Linked DNA regions of Mus musculus: region 2 is linked to region 1. The links are chromatin loops, found by intact Hi-C in ENCODE. Cell type or tissue: heart. All regions are shown on one strand.

Region 1 (8,000 bases):
AACTAGGGCACGGGCACGAGGGGAGAGAAGGCAAAAGGAAGGAAGCAGGGGGCGGGGTGTAGGGTGGAGATAGTCGGGGCCTTTGAGGTCATGGAGGAACTGGGGTATTGTGTTAGGAAATCTGAGCTTGATGTAGAAGATTGGATTCTTAGGAGGTCCCTGTTGTTTGGTGGAGAATGTAAGGCCTGCAGCCCTTCCAATTGATTGGAAGCTAGGAACTGCTGACGAACTCTGGCAGGCTAGGCAAGAGGTGGGTCAGGTGTTAGTCGTCGTGTATAATAGCGCCACCTACAGAGCAGCTGCTCAGAGCAGCAGCCAGAGAAACTGACTTTTCACAGTGGTTAAATAAGCTGGAAGAGCCGGGCGTGGTGGCACACGCCTTTAATCCCAGCACTGGAGAGGCAGAGGCAGGCGGATTTCTGAGTTCAAGGCCAGCCTGGTCTACAAAGTGAGCCCCAGGACAGCCAGGGCTATAAAGAGAAACCCTGTCTCGGAAAAAAAAAAAAAAAAAAAAAAAAACCCGCTGGAAGATTAAAAATGTAAAGATGTGTGTGTGTGTGTGTGTGTGTGTGTGTGTGTGTGTGTGAGTGTGTGAGTGTGAGTGTGTATATGAGGTCAGTTCTCATCTCCCACCTTGTTTTAGACAGAGTCTCCTGCATCCTTTATGTACCAGGCTTGCAAGCGTCCAGGGATTTTGCTGCCTCTGTCTCCTATCTAAGTGTAAATGATGCACTGGGGTTAAATACACAGGCCAGTACTCTCAGATTTACATGGGTTCAATGTTAGGAAAAATATCAGCTCAGGACCCTCAAGACCAAGTTCTCAGCACAGAGGACATTTATTTACTCTTGAGGGACAGAGGTAGGAATAAGAGACAAATACAGGGGATAGAGGATGAGGGAGAAGGGGAGGGAAAAGGGGGCAGGGGTATTTGTCTCTGAAGGCAAATACAAATACAAAGGACTGCCTCTGGGTAGAATGGAGAGAGATGTGGCACATAGGAAAATGGCAATTTATAAGTGTACAAGGGGAGACCCCATGTTATGACTCTGGCCAGAGTCCCTACATTCTGGAGATCAGAACTCACGGCTTCATGCTTACAACTGCAGTTCTTTACCCATGAAGCCGTCTTCTCAGGGCCCAAATGGTCATTTTAATTCATGACTATTGAATTCTAAGTCCCGGACCATTTTTTCTTTTCTTAAACAATACCTACTCCCTGGAAGCAACAACAAGAACAAGCAATGGAGAACGAGAGTCTCCGGGTGGAGGAGTGGGGTGGGATGGAAGCAGAACACTGAGCCCCATCATGCATTGGTCCCAAACCACCCCAAATGTCGTGTCTGGCCTAGAGACAGGTCAGCCAGCACACTTGCTCCTGTTAACCCTGGGTGGGGGTGATTTAAATGCAGATGATATACCGGACTTACAGGAGGGTAGATTCACTTAAGAGAATGTAACATAAGCCAGTATTTGATGGCCAAATTAGTTCTCTTTTGGACCATCACCCTATATCCCCACATCCAATAAATCCCATTCCCAACTAGTATTCCCTCTTTTTTTAAGGTGGCAAGGATTGCACTTCAGAGCACACTTTAGGTTCGCTCCCAGCTCCCCTTAGTCAAAATAAAAGGCGGGTGGTTGGGTTCAAGGCTAGGACTCTGCCTGGATATCGTCTTCTGTACATCACGATATTATCTGTGTGAGCTTTCATACACATGTGTGTGCCTTTGAGGGATTTTTCAGACAGCCTGGGAATCTCAACTAATAATGTATAATAGATTTCCTTGACTAGCAGGGTAATTCCCTAATGAAAAGAGTCACACTTTACCTCAAACTATTCAGAGTCATGAAAAGAAATTGAGGCTCTGCTGCTTTGAAATTCTCAAGTCTCTAGACACGAGTGTAGTTTTTACCCCTTTATTTTGGTTTGGTTGTTTTCTAACAAAGTATTTTAAAATTCCTTAAAATCTCATTTTTTTTTCCTCATTGGCCAACTTTTATTTTATATAATTTCAAACTTACAGGAAAGTTGCTAAATCCTTACCCACCCTTCAACTGTGGTGGACATCTAGACACATTTGCTTGCTTGCTTTAAAAGAATCCTTTTTGGGGATGTTATGTGTATGAGTGTTTTGCCTGTATGTGTGGTGTGTGTGTGTGTGTGTGTGTGTGTGTGTGTATGTGTGTGTGTGTGTGTGTTGAGAGAGAGAGAGAGAGAGAGAGAGAGAGAGAGAGAGAGAGAGAGAGAGACCGGTGCCCACAGATGCCAAAAGAGGATGCCAGATCCCTTGCAACTGGAGTCACAGGTGCTTCTGGACCCCACGTGGGTGCTGGGAATTGAACCTGGGTTCTCTGCAAGAGCAGCCAGTGCTCATAGCCACAAGCCGTTTCTCCAGTTCTCATATTTGCTTTCTGTTTCTCAACAAAACATACAGAACCTTTTGAGAATAAGTACAAACATAATGTCCCTTTGTCCCTAGTATGTCTGTGAACATTGACTAACACACTATGTGTCCCTTAGGGTCCCCACTTGTATTACAGAACTGTCATAGTCCTGTGATCTTCTTTGCTTAGACTGCTTTCTGATACTTTTATAACTTGCACAACATTAACATTTTTTTGAAGAAAAAAAACCCCAGTGCCGAAATGCAAATCAAAACAACCCTGAGATTCCACCTCACACCAGTGAGAATGGCTAAGATCAAAAATTCAGGTGACAGCAGATGCTGGCGAGGATGTGGAGAAAGAGGAACACTCCTCCATTGTTGGTGGGATTGCAGGCTTGTACAACCACTCTGGAAATCAGTCTGGCGGTTCCTCAGAAAATTGGACATAGTACTACCGGAGGATCCAGCAATACCTCTCCTGGGCATATATCCAGAAGAAGCCCCAACTGGTAAGAAGGACACATGCTCCACTATGTTCATAGCAGCCTTATTTATAATAGCCAGAAACTGGAAAGAACCCAGATGCCCCTCAACAGAGGAATGGATACAGAAAATGTGGTACATCTACACAATGGAGTACTACTCAGCTATTAAAAAGAATGAATTTATGAAATTCCTAGCCAAATGGATGGACCTGGAGAGCATCATCCTGAGTGAGGTAACACAATCACAAAGGAACTCACACAATATGTACTCACTGATAAGTGGATACTAGCCCAAAACCTAGGATACCCACGATATAAGATACAATTTCCTAAACACATGAAACTCAAGAAAAATGAAGACTGAAGTGTGGACACTATGCCCCTCCTTAGAAGTGGGAACAAAACACCCATGGAAGGAGTTACAGAAACAAAGTTTGGAGCTGAGATGAAAGGATGGACCATGTAGAGACTGCCATATCCAGGGATCCACCCCATAATCAGCATCCAAACGCTGACACCATTGCATATACTAGCAAGATTTTATCGAAAGGACCCAGATGTAGCTGTCTCTTGTGAGACTATGCCGGGGCCTAGCAAACACAGAAGTGGATGCTCACAGTCAGCTAATGGATGGATCACAGGGCTCCCAATGGAGGAGCTAGAGAAAGTACCCAAGGAGCTAAAGGGATCTTCAACCCTATAGGTGGAACAACATTATGAACTAACCAGTACCCCTGAGCTCTTGACTCTAGCTGCATATGTATCAAAAGATGGCCTAGTCGGCCATCACTGGAAAGAGAGGCCCATTGGACACGCAGACTTTGTGTGCCCCGGTACAGGGGAACGCCAGGGCCAAAGGGGGGGAGTGGGTGGGTAGGGGAGTGGGGGTGGGTGGGTAAGGGGGACTTTTGTTATAGCATTGGAAATGTAAATGAGCTAAATACCTAATAAAAAATGGAAAAAAAAAAAAAACCCCAGTGCCAATAGACAACTTCCCAATTGAAACTCCATTTTCTTTCTTTCTTTCTTTCTTTCTTTCTTTCTTTCTTTCTTTCTTTCTTTCTTTCTTTCTTTCTTTCTTCCTTCCTTCCTTCCTTCCTTCCTTCCTTTCTCTCTCTCTCTCTCTCTCTCTCTTATTTTCTCTCTCTCTCTCTTTCTTTCTTTCCCTTTTTTCTTTTTTTCTTTCTTTTTTTTGGATAGGCAGGGTTATATTTCAGGACATTTCTCTGGTTCACACTACACTTCCTTTATTCAAAATTAAGCGTGATAGTTGGGGTTAAGGCAAGGGCTCGGCCTGGATACAGGTTGTGTAAAGGTTCAGAGGGCTCGCTTTGTGGCTCAGAGGCAGAGCAATAGCCTCACATGCATGGCACCCTAGTCCAATCTCCACTGCAGCAAATTAGGAAGCTTTAGATATACTCTGTAATTAATGTAGAACTGTAATCTACGTCTGACACTTCAGATACAGATGATGTCATCTATACCTGAGTCAGCTCATGAAATCTAAGACTCTGGATGATGTAAGAATTAATTAATAAAAAATGGGAGTATAGGGAAGGTTCCCTTTTTATGTTAAAATCCTAATGAGTAAAATTAGAGTAAAAAATGACAGCATTAGGTTACTATTTTGCAACTGTTACTTCATTGAGGTTTCAAGCAAAAACATCAGCTTTGCAAACTCGAACATTGTTACTCCATGAATCCCTTATTAATTAGAAGAGAATTCACAGCAGCTTTCTAAGATGGAATCTTGGTGGTCAGGACCACTGTAACCAAACACTCAATATAACCAGTGCCATGACAAGCCTTTGTCATGTGCCTTTTGCTATGATTTGAATATATATATATATATATATATATATATATATATATATATTCTTCAGCATATAATCCTATATGTGGGATTACTGTTCAAGTATATCTCATAACCATAGCAGACAAACTCAAACTAGGGAACAGTGTACAAAAGAATATTTCTGCTTTCATGGTAAGCCTGATTAAATCAAAGGTCTTCTAGACAGGTGCACTACCAAAGATTACCACTAGATGTCACCATGGTCCTGCAGTTTGTTCAGTTTTCCAACTGCCTTTGTGGGTGCATCCGTTGTTCTTGGATTCTTAAAGCAGATACATTTAAGCAATTCTAACACACACAGACTTGGAAAGACCTACAAATTAAGTAAGGTTAGAGGTAATGGAGGTGGAGAACGAAGTTTTAGATTAAGTTTGTGTCTACCATTTCATACTGTGGACTGGGTGATTCCTGCTGACCCCCAGGCCCTGGTTTCCTTATGTGTAAAATGATTAGGGTAAGCTTTAAGGTAGGGATTAGGGTAGCCTTTAAGCTGATATTTTCTGATTGAAAGTGTTTCAGTGTTCTTACGAGAAATTTTTCTCTGGACCACTCTGGACCCATTACTGTTTACTCTGTCAGCCTGCCCCTCCCTCTGCCCCACACCCCCTTATTTTTTTTTAAATTAGATATTTTCTTTATTTAAATTTCAAATGTTATCCCCTTTCCTGGTTTCCTCTCCCAAAACATCCTCTCCCCCTCCCCCCTCCCCCTGCTCACCAACCCACCCACTCCTGCTTCCTGGCCCTGGCATTCCCCTATACTGGGGCATAGAGCCTTTACAGGACCAAGGGCCTATCCTCCCATTGATGACCGACCAGGCCATCCTCTGCTACATATGCAACTAGGGCCATGAGTCCCACCATGTGTTTTCTTTGATTGGTGGTTTAATCCCAGGGAGCTCTGGGGGTACTGGTTAATTCATATTGTTGCTCCTTCTATGAGGCTGCAAAACACTTCAGCTCCTTGGGTACTTTCTCAAGCTCCTTCATTGAGGACCCTGTGCTCCGTCCAATGGATGACTGTGAGCATCCACTTCTGTATTTGTCAGGCACTGGCAAAGCCTCACAGCAGACAGCTATATCAGGCTCCTATCAGCAAGCTCTTGTTGGCTTCCACAATAGTGTCTGGGTTTGGTGATTGTATATGGGATGGACCTCCAGGCCCACACCCCCTTATTTATCTCATTTGTGTTTATCTCTGTTTATGTAAATGGAAGTAAAGAGATCTCAATAATGTTACAATCACAAATGTAAACCTTTTCCCTTGCATAAGTAGAAGGTACCCAGAGGGAATAACTTAGAGACTGTAGATATGATCCAGTGGATCAGCCAGGCAAGAGGACTGGCTGCCAGTAATTCCAGAACCCGGGACGTAAAGATCCCCTTGGCAAGTTGGCTAGTGAGACTAGCCAGAATTGGAGACCTTTAGGGTTAAAGAGAGACCCTGCCTCCGTAAGTAAGGGGGGATTGATTGAAGAAGACATTTGCCTTCAACTCTGGACTACCACATTCATGCGCACACACATGCACACATGCACCACCATACATGTGCAGCCACACATATGTGACCATGAAAATATAAACACATACTGGCTCCACACATATGTATAAATACACACCCCTCCATATATATATTAGAGTGGGGTAATTAAATCTGACCTAGGTACTATGTGCTGAAGGTCAGGGCCTGGCACTTGCTGTGTTTTTGTCCTGTGTTTAGAGTTACAGAGTATTAAAGAATACTTACAGACAGACTAACCCTGAGACTTTCCTTAGGCAGATGGCAAGAAAGTGGAGACTGAAGATCTTTCTCTTAGGACAGTTCAGGATCACTGAATACTGTAGCCACAAGACAGATCACAGCGCTGCATACACCAATCACAGTGCTGCATACTCTGATTAGCGTTCTATGTGCTGATGGCAGTGTGTTATTCACTGATCACAATACTTCATGTATTCATTACAGCGCTTTATACTCCAATCACAGTGCTTCATACATTGATCACAGCATGCCACATGCTTATCTCAGAGCTTATACACCATCGCAGACCACATCAAGGCTTCACTGAATTGTCCTTCCCAGTTCTCTTGTCTTCCTCCTTCCCTCCCCCTCCTTCCTCACCTAACTCCTTTTTTTCCTCCCCTCCACTCCTTCTTTCCTCCATAATTTTCAGTGTTTTTGGTATATATGGGAAGATGTGATTAGAAGCAGTACATTATTAATCATGTCCCTCCATCTCTACTCAATCCATATTTTGCTTTAGTTTGGTATCCGTCTTGGTGTTGTGTTGCTTTGATTTCCTTTCATGGTTATGGTGATGTGTGTTTGTCATCCGTCTTCTGCTATTTAAAGTGCCCACTCCTCTGTCTACACAGAAGATATATAGCCCTCGCTGTCAGTGTCAAGCAATTATACGCCACCAAATGGCCTGTGATTTGGCATCTCCTCCTGATAAAGGCTTACGACAGATAGGACGAAGCAGAGGTCAGGAGTTCCGCTGAGTACAACCTGAGGAGATTCTTCAAATTGCTTGACTTTCATTCGAGTCCCCCAGGACACCATCAGAAAACTGGTCCCCCTCGATTCTGGTTGCAAAGCTTTTCTTCTTGAGTCTTCAGAGAGATTCTGAGTGAAGGTTTGGGAGGCCGAGCCACCGAATTGCACTCTTAACCCCCAACATCGGCTCAGCCCTTTCCAGCCTTGAGTAATTGGTTATAGTTACTCATTTGCTGGCCACAATTAGCATAGCAAATTATTGGAGCAGAGACAATTTCTTAGCTACCCCAGGTTACTAAATAATTTAAAGAGGGGGAAGACAATGGATTCCCATCAAATATGCTGTGTTTTCTTTATGCCATTAAGAAACACCATTCTAAGGTAAGAAATGTGATACAGCAATGATTTTCTGGTTTTATAAAAGTGACTTTTTAAAACCCGTATTCTCTCCCAGCCCGATGGGTTTAGCAAAGCTGAGAGGAGGGTCTTCCTGTTCAACAAAACAGCATGTTTTCCCTCTAGCTAGAGATATAAAGAAATGGGGGCTTCTTTGCAGAAGAAATTTTCTGCAAAACGGTTGATTGTAAATGAGCAAGAACGTTTTCCTATCTTGAATTCCACACTCAATCCACTCTCCTTCATGTCCTGAATTAGGTGGAGAGCCCCAAGTTTCCCCCGCCCCCAGCCTCATCGCCAAATTTACACGTGCAGGAGTAGATACCAGGGTTCATCCGAGGCACTGAACATGGAAATAAAAATGTAAGCCCAGTGGTA
Region 2 (8,000 bases), 950 kb after region 1:
CCCAGTAAGATACATCCCTCTTCTGTATACCCTTGATGTATACACATACACACATGTGCATGTGCACACACATACACATTTACACACATACACTTAGATACATGTATGCATATGCATATCTACATAGACACATTCATACTTGCATGCACACACACACACACACACACACACACACACACACACACACACACACTTACCATATATGCACACATGCTCATCCATTCTCACTTAGGAATGAGGTTTCTGGAATGCAGAAAACCTGCTTTCCAGGTTTGCCTAAAGTTTCACCCTCAACTTCCACAGATCGCCCAAACCCCCAGCTGATTTGCTCATATTTCCTCGTTTAAATCAACAGTCTGATTTTATCAACAATGCTCTGCGGAGGTTTATTTCTTCAAACAGACTGTGCTCCTCGTTGCTATAAAGTTAATTTTCTGTTCTTTGTTCACTTCCCTAATCTTCAAATTATATCCTCCTGTTCCCTGATTGCTTACTATTGGAAAAACAGCCCTTTTTTTGCTTCCAGTTTGAATATTTCAAGCCTTATCTTGATGACCCTAATCGCTCTCTCCCCTCGATGGCCTCTCAGGGAGGCAGTAAGTAACTAGCAAGGGTGTGGAACATCACAGGAACAGACAGGGCTCTGGGGCCAGGGCCAGGCTTCTGTGAGGACCACATTCTGCTTTCCCCCTTTCCTGTTTCTTGGAGTGTGGGAAGAGGCTGGCTTTGCTGCAGAGAGGATTAGAAATTCTGGGATCTGCTCCATGCTCTCAGAGAGTCTTAGTGGGAAGACAGAACTGAAGCTTGCAGAATCATGGACAAACGCTTCCGAGGTGGAACGACCTCTGCCTACGCTGCAGAAGAGATTTGATTTGATGATGCTGTTGAGAAACGGCCTAAGGAGGCCAGGCGGAGGAAACTTGACACTTGAGACTCAAAAACTCTGGGAATAGGGAAGGAGCAAAATGGAATCAGTCTTCAAACTTTTGAGATTCTTAAAGAAGAGAGGAGGAGACCCAGCTGTAACAAATGCTCAAGAGAAGTCAATCTGTTTGTGACCACATGGGGGGAAAGGAACTGAAGAAAAAAATAAAGAAATTGGTTTTGTGTGTGAGTTATTTATTTTGGTTTGGGTTGGGATGGGTTGGGAGAGAGGGAAGCTTTGATGTTGTTATTGTTGTTGTTGTTGTTGTTGTTGTTGTTGTTGTTGTTGTTTTAATTCTTTTTTTAAAAAATCCTAACCAAGATTATAGTGAGAGAAGTTTGGTCCCAAGATCAGACACCTAAGTTCTAATAACTTCAAGACTGATACACTACTAATGATGGCAAGACCAATAGATGTTCCCCGCACAAACAAACCATTGTTTCCTGATAGAATTTTCCATGTTTAATAATAATAAAGGCTGTGATTGTGTTTGCCAGACACTGTTCAAATACGTCCCCTGCACCTCTGCATTTAACCTTTAAAGTATTATTGTCCCAGTTTCACAGATGAGAAAGCTGAGACCCAGAGCCTGGTCATTTGGTGAGGGTCACAGGTAGCTAGGATTCCAGTGAGATCTATTTGTGCCCTAAGCTCACATTCAAACAGTTATTTCTGAAATGAATGTGTGGCTCACAACTGACGCATCATTCAGCATCCCGGCCTTGCCCTAGGTTTAATCATCACTGCGACTTCCTGTGAGGTGCTGTATTCCATCTACTCAGAATCTCCCTCCCGGCCTTATCTCTAGAACACAGTTTTCCAAGGTCCTTAGGCCATGCCAGGGCATGGCAACTCTTTGTTTAAAGTGTGTGTGTGTGTGGAGGGGGATCATAAACATTTTAGATGCCGCAGATTATATGTCTCTGTTCCGTATTTTTATTTGGTTTTGGCTTTTTCAATACTTTTAAAGATATACAATGTGTTGGCTTTGTTTCCTGCCCCTGGCCTCAAACCCTCAGAGTCAAGTTTGAAATGCCCGTCTCTCCCTATCTAGCCATCCAATCACCAAGCACTCAGATGCCTTTCATAATACCCTTGATATTTTTCATAGTGATTCGACTCCCCCGTCCTTGCCTCTTTTCTCATAGCCCCCCCCCACACACACACACACATACACACACACACACACACACACTTCCCAAACAGCCCACAGGCCACCATGTAATTCATTATCCTCACAGAACACTTTGTACAAAGCATTCCCTTGCTCAAACATCTTCACATCTAAGCCCCTTCCTCTGCACTCATGGGCAGATCCCCCAGAACACACACACTGTTGTCTGGTCCTCATTATCATACGTAGCAGGCCAGCCAACACTGAGTGGGCATGAATAGGAACCGTCGCCCTGTTAAGCGCATACATCAGCTCACTGAGCCTCTCAGCATCACCACAGATAGCTGTGATGATCAACGAGGGGTGCAGGTGAGGTGCTATTCATGTGTATGTGGGGAAGGGGGTACATGTCGGGAACAGAGAACATGTAGGCCAGAAGTCAACCTCAGGGGATGTTTCTCAGGAGCCATCCACCTTGGGTTTGGGGATAAGATCTCTTGGCTTGGTACAGAGAGCAAGGTGGGCTGGCTAACCAGTGATTCCCAAGAATCTGCCAGTCTCTACCTCCCTGTGCTGAGCTAAGTGTGCACTAAGTATCTTCAACACCAGTTGTTTTTTTGTTTGTTTTTTTGTTTTTTGTTTTTTTTTAAGAGCGGTCTGGGAATTGAACGTTGTAGCCTTGCGCTTAGGTACCAAGCATTTGACTGACTGAGCTGTCTCTCAACCCCACAAAATGCAAAGTTTATAGATCACTTACCAAAGGCTCAAAGCAGCAAACAGACATGTGCTAGTTTACATGGTAGCGTGATAAAAAAAAATAATAATAAAATAAAATAAAAAACAAAGAAACCTCAGAACCGAACTGTGGCCACCAGACTCCAAGGACCTGTCCTTTCACCTCCACCCTAGGATGCCTTTGACCATGTCTCTCCTCTTACTCTACCCGACATCTGTCTCGAAGCAGCTTCAAACGGACCGCATCCTGATGCAATTCTTAGCCTGCAAGAGGAACGGATGCGTCTGGACTCAAAGCACCATGAACTGAACAGGGATAGCCCTCTGTCAGACAGCAGGCCCAGCAGGTAGCTAGCCTCCATCCCCGGCTGGCCGCCAACAAGAAGGCAGCTCTGGGCAAGCCCACAAAGCAGGCCAGTGTGATCTGCTCTGTGTGGCCCTGATGACTCCACCATTTGCTTAAAAGCCATGCTGTGTTTCCTAGACAATGGCTATACTCCAAGACACACATTCCGGTTTTTAAGGCTCTAATGTAAACATTCTATAAACAGCTCTTTCCCTATGCCTTTGCCCTCCCCATGAAGGCTTTTAACATATTGTTTCTGCTCACTTTTTTTTTCTCCCTTTCTAAATTCAGCTCTGCTCTCTTGCTCCCTTGCTTCTCCTTCCCTTTCTGCTTCAATGTCTCCTTGCCCATCTCCTGACTAACTTCTTCTGCAACATCCTCACTGCTGTGGCTGTGCTCCTTTGAGGAACCTTGTCTTGTCGGGGGGGGGGGGGGGGGTTCTGCAGTTCCCAGCCGTTTCTCGCTCTCTGTTTTCTTGTTTGCCCAGCAGAGCTGTCCTCCTCTGCTGGGTCTGTGTCTCCGCTTTCATGTTTACTGGAAAAGCTTCACTCCACTTCTCACCTCTTCCTGCCCCCCACCGCCTTCCCATCCAGCACCAGTGTGCCCTCATCTCTCCACTGCCCTTTCTTTCTGGATGCCTGGTCCTCCTTGTGTGATCCTTCCTTTCCCACACCCTTCACCCCCATTCTTGGTCCTCTCCTCCCTTATCCCTCTCTCTCCTCTTGCTGCCATTATGTCCCCTCCTGGTTTACACACTCCCTCTTTATCATTGTTTCCACTCCTTCTGGCTACTGATACCATAAAGGGGGTTGCAAACTCTATCCCTGGCTGCATGTGCACACCAGGAGCCTGCCTGGCAGCCTAGCATCAAAATTGCACAGAAAACTGGATCTTGGTGCCTATGTGTAGTAGCTTGGCCTTGGATAGATCTCAGTTAGAGGGCTTCAGTGTAAAGCTGGAGCCCCAGGCATCCAACTCAGGAGGCAAGATGCAGAGAGAACTGTTTCTATTTTCCAGGGCCTTTGGTCAAGTTAAGGCCACAGACCAGTTGAGGTTTCAAGGAGACCTAAATGTCATCACCTCTACCCCTTTCCTCTTCTCTGTCTCTGTCTCTCTCTTTCTCTCTCTGTCTGTCTCTCTGTATGTCTCTCTCTCTGTCTCTCCATCTCTCTGCCTCTCTCTCTCCTCCTCTCTCTGCCCCCCACTCTGTGTGTGTGTGTGTGTGTGTGTGTGTGTGTGTGTGTGTGTGTGTGTGTATGTGTGTGTGTGTGTCTTATGTATGTACTTCTCATTTTGTCTCACTTTTGTCCAGGATACAAAGGCCTTGTAACTTATCAGATTTAGCATACAACATTACCACACTACAAAATAAAATAGAAAAGATAGAAAAGAGAGTAAGAGGCACCCCGGCAGAAGGAGTTGGTGCTGCAGGGCAAAGGCTGGCCTTGCCCAGTTGTTCTGCCTTCCCCAGGCTCCAAGTCAAGCAGGACTGACTATGCCTTTCCTTAGAGTACAGCGCCATCTAGCAGATGAAATGCCAAACCTGTAGCTGAAGGCCTGGAAGCAAGTCTCCACAGATTCAGGCCAGTCAAACCGCAACTGGTCTGAAATAGCAATGTAGCCCTCTGGCCTTGTTTGATATTTCGGTCCATTTTCAACTCTCTGTTTTTCCTGAGCCTCACTCCTGAATTCCTCCAGTATGGTCTTCATTCCTAGAAAAGGCAGCAAAGTTCCAGGTGAGCTGGCAGACTTTGCCTGAAGCTAGGAAGCCCTGGGTGGCATTTTCCAAAGCAAAATAAAACGGAATTTCCTGAAGACGAGGTAATCTTCGTTCCTCATTTCTTTTTCTGTTGTTTCTTCTTTCATCCTTCTGTGAAGACCTGACTTTCAATCACCTCCACAAAGTTACTGTTTCTACATACCATTTATACTCTGTCATTTACTTTTAACTACAAACCCCAGTAGGTTGTCAGTAGCTGTCTATAATCTTTGCCAAAACGTGTGCTGAGGCATCTATAGTCAAATCCATACAGGTTCAGGTAGAGAGCTGTGAAGAGCCACCAATGTCTACGAGGAATATGGGTATGTAGGGTGGCAATGAGACTGTCCCATGTCTGTCCTCAAAGAATTGGGGCATAAGTAATGTAAATATCTCAACATTGCAGAAAAAATGTCCCAGGGCCACACATCTGAAAGCAAGCCATGTCATCTCTCAGTCCTCTCTAGCCTTTCATTTCAGGGGAGGCAAACTAAGGTCAGAGGAGGTCATGCCTAACCTAAGATCACTCACGTTCTTGTGGCATCAAGACGAGACTCCAGCTTGGTACCCTATCATTTCTGGTCCCTCTAACACCTTCCTAATTACACCCAACAGAGAAAGAAGCTCTCCTATTGACCATGCAGGATACCTCTGACCTCCATTATCACAGTGCAAGTGAGAGTCAGCCATTAAAAAAAAAAAAAAGAGTCCAGCTCAAAGCTGAAGGTTCTACCAACTCCATGGCTGCTCACGGTGCATTAGAAGAGCCTGAGGCTACATCTAAGCCTGTCCAGGGGAAACATTACCATCAATTCATGGTGTTCACCATCACTATAGACACAGAATGAGAGTCAATAAAACAACATTCTATGCTTGCTTAGTCTCTTCCAGCCCTGATACTTTGCAGTGTGTGCCTTGAGCAGAAGTCATGAGTTTCTTTCTTGAACTTGAACCAGAAATTTGGGGTTAGGGATACATAGCAGTAATCCTATGACCCACAGATAGTTTTGTACAACCATAGGCTCCCCGTCTCAGTTATAGATGGGCCCGTAGTTCAAGTCCACTGTGGTTCCCAGTGGCATGTACGTCTATTGCTGCTCCCAATTCCAGAGATATCCTATAAAATTCCAAGTCCTAGCTGATCCCTGGTAATATCCACTCCCTTGGCATAAGCAGCAGGCAAGGAGTATTCATAGGAAAGTTGCTCTTGACAACTGCAGATAAGGGAATATACCAAAACAGCCTGGGATGGGTTAACTACGAGTGAAGAAGACACTCTTCAATGTTCTCCATCATGTCAACCCTAGTGTATGGCTGATCCACAGGGCAGCTCTGAATAGACACATTTAACAAACCTGGACATTTCTTCAACAGAGGCAATGAGCCTTCGCCAGGCTCTCCCAACTCAGCTTGCAAATTCCCAGAGTTCTCCTGTTCTTGCCGCTCTTACTGCACAGACCTGCCATGGGAGAACATCTGAGAGTATAAAATTATGAACCAGAGAATCAAACTCTAATAAAATGGGATAAGGGAAAGAGAGCACTAGCTAAGAACTCGCAGATCCACTTTTTAGCTCTCTAGCCTCAGATAAGTTACTTCTGTCCTCCCAGATTTGGTGTTCTTGTGATAAAAGAAAGGACTATAGTAGCATCTACCTCATAGAACTTTTATAAGGTTAAATGAGATTAGAATCATGAAGCTGTTGTTAATATTGTTAATCCATGTCAATTTCTGGCGTATAATGACTCTGATCTGGTTGGATATAAGAACACACATGGCTCATTACAGGTTCACAGTCAATCATGGTTCAGTTACAATATGATACTACCAAGTGTTAGTTAAATAAGGCGTATGTCCAAAATTCAAAGAAAAGAAGATGAATTTGGAAAGTAGTTCCCTTTATAGACTTAAAAACTTGATCAAGACCTTGAAGAAAAGTAAGATGTCAACACAAGTCTTTATTATGGGATCAGACCACATTGAGGTGGAGCAACATCTCATATGTGTTGACCATGGGCTACACCTGCAGCTGAGAAACTCCTTCGACTGGTTTTTAAAGCAGATCTCCTGAGTCCAGGAATGGGCAAGCCACTCAGCCTGCAGATCTGATATGACCCTCCTTTTTTTCAGCTATTAGATGACATTGACTTCCAGGAAGAGTCTCTGCGAGGCTTGAAGCTCCAAGTAAGAGCTATGCAAAAGCCTGGGGAAATTAAAAGATCTATTCAAATAATAACACTAGAAACAGCAATCTCTCCTGGGCCTTGCACTATGTATAATCCCTGAGTTCCAGGCTTAGCATCATGCTATCACAGCTGTCATTATAACTGCCATTTCACAGATGAGGAGCCATACTCAGAAGAGAGTGGATTTGCTCACACAAACCACAATGGGTAGACGTCAGAGCCAATAACGATGTGCAAGTGAAGGTCAGAGGCAGCCCACATTGTCCTGCTCACATATTCGAGAGCTGCATTCTAATTTTCCCAAGGTTTAGCTAACCGCCTCACTGCTCAGATACAAAACTGAGGCACCAAATAATAACAATGTTCCCAAAACAGATACAGGATGTATGGACAGTGCCATCTTGAAAACCCCTAGAGAGACAGAGTATTCTTCTATCTTTCTCCGAGGAGGTTAAGAGTTACATCACCCTACCCTTTTGTCAAGAACAGTCCCATATGAAAGATGTCAAGTTTCATTAAAGTGCATCCTGGATCCTGCAGGACACCTCACTTGTGTGCCCTGGGTCCCTCATCCCCTTGAATGAGCACTGTCAGAATGGGGCTAATGGAAGGCATCCCAGGGTCACTAATACCTTGATGGCACATGACTTCAAGATGTAAGAGACTGAGTGGGAGCCGAGTGAGGGCCCCAGAGCAGGTCTGCCAGGGAGAAGGAGAGGGATGTGCTTGGAGGCAAGGAAAAACTCAGCTCCCACAGACAGGGTGTCAAAGGATGTTCCCACATTGAGAAACTAGGGGAGTAAAGGTTCCCAGTACAAAAGTGAATACTGCCGCACCCTGATGCTTGCAAGCAGGGAAATCGCAGGCTGCAGTTTCTTCTGTTGTTAAGGAAAGCAGGTGGCTGGCCTGAGTCTGTTTCTGCCATTTTAGCCCTC

What was found. A loop is a pair of places that touch in the nucleus more often than their neighbours do. Peaks named below come from ENCODE experiments on the same cell type or tissue, not always from the same donor. Only the 100,000 strongest peaks of a DNase experiment are listed, where the experiment ranks them.
Region 2: it touches region 1 in a loop (7-fold over the local background); 12 of 42 quality-filtered maps call a loop at or near these places.

Annotation. Positions count from the first base shown.
Region 1 is chr11:44,581,297-44,589,296 of GRCm38, forward strand. It overlaps 4930597A21Rik (RIKEN cDNA 4930597A21 gene), which reads left to right and starts at 5,021. Exons shown (of 4, transcript NR_126460.1): 1 at 5,021-5,054; 2 at 6,006-6,181. In heart, CTCF peaks have their summits at 296 (motif pointing left) and 4,921 (motif pointing right); a DNase peak (open chromatin) is centred at 195.
Region 2 is chr11:45,535,010-45,543,009 of GRCm38, forward strand. No RefSeq gene overlaps it. Among named protein-coding and RNA genes, the nearest start is that of Gm22284, 100 kb to the right of the region's middle. In heart, a CTCF peak has its summit at 4,650; a DNase peak (open chromatin) is centred at 4,642; H3K27ac peaks cover 542 bases.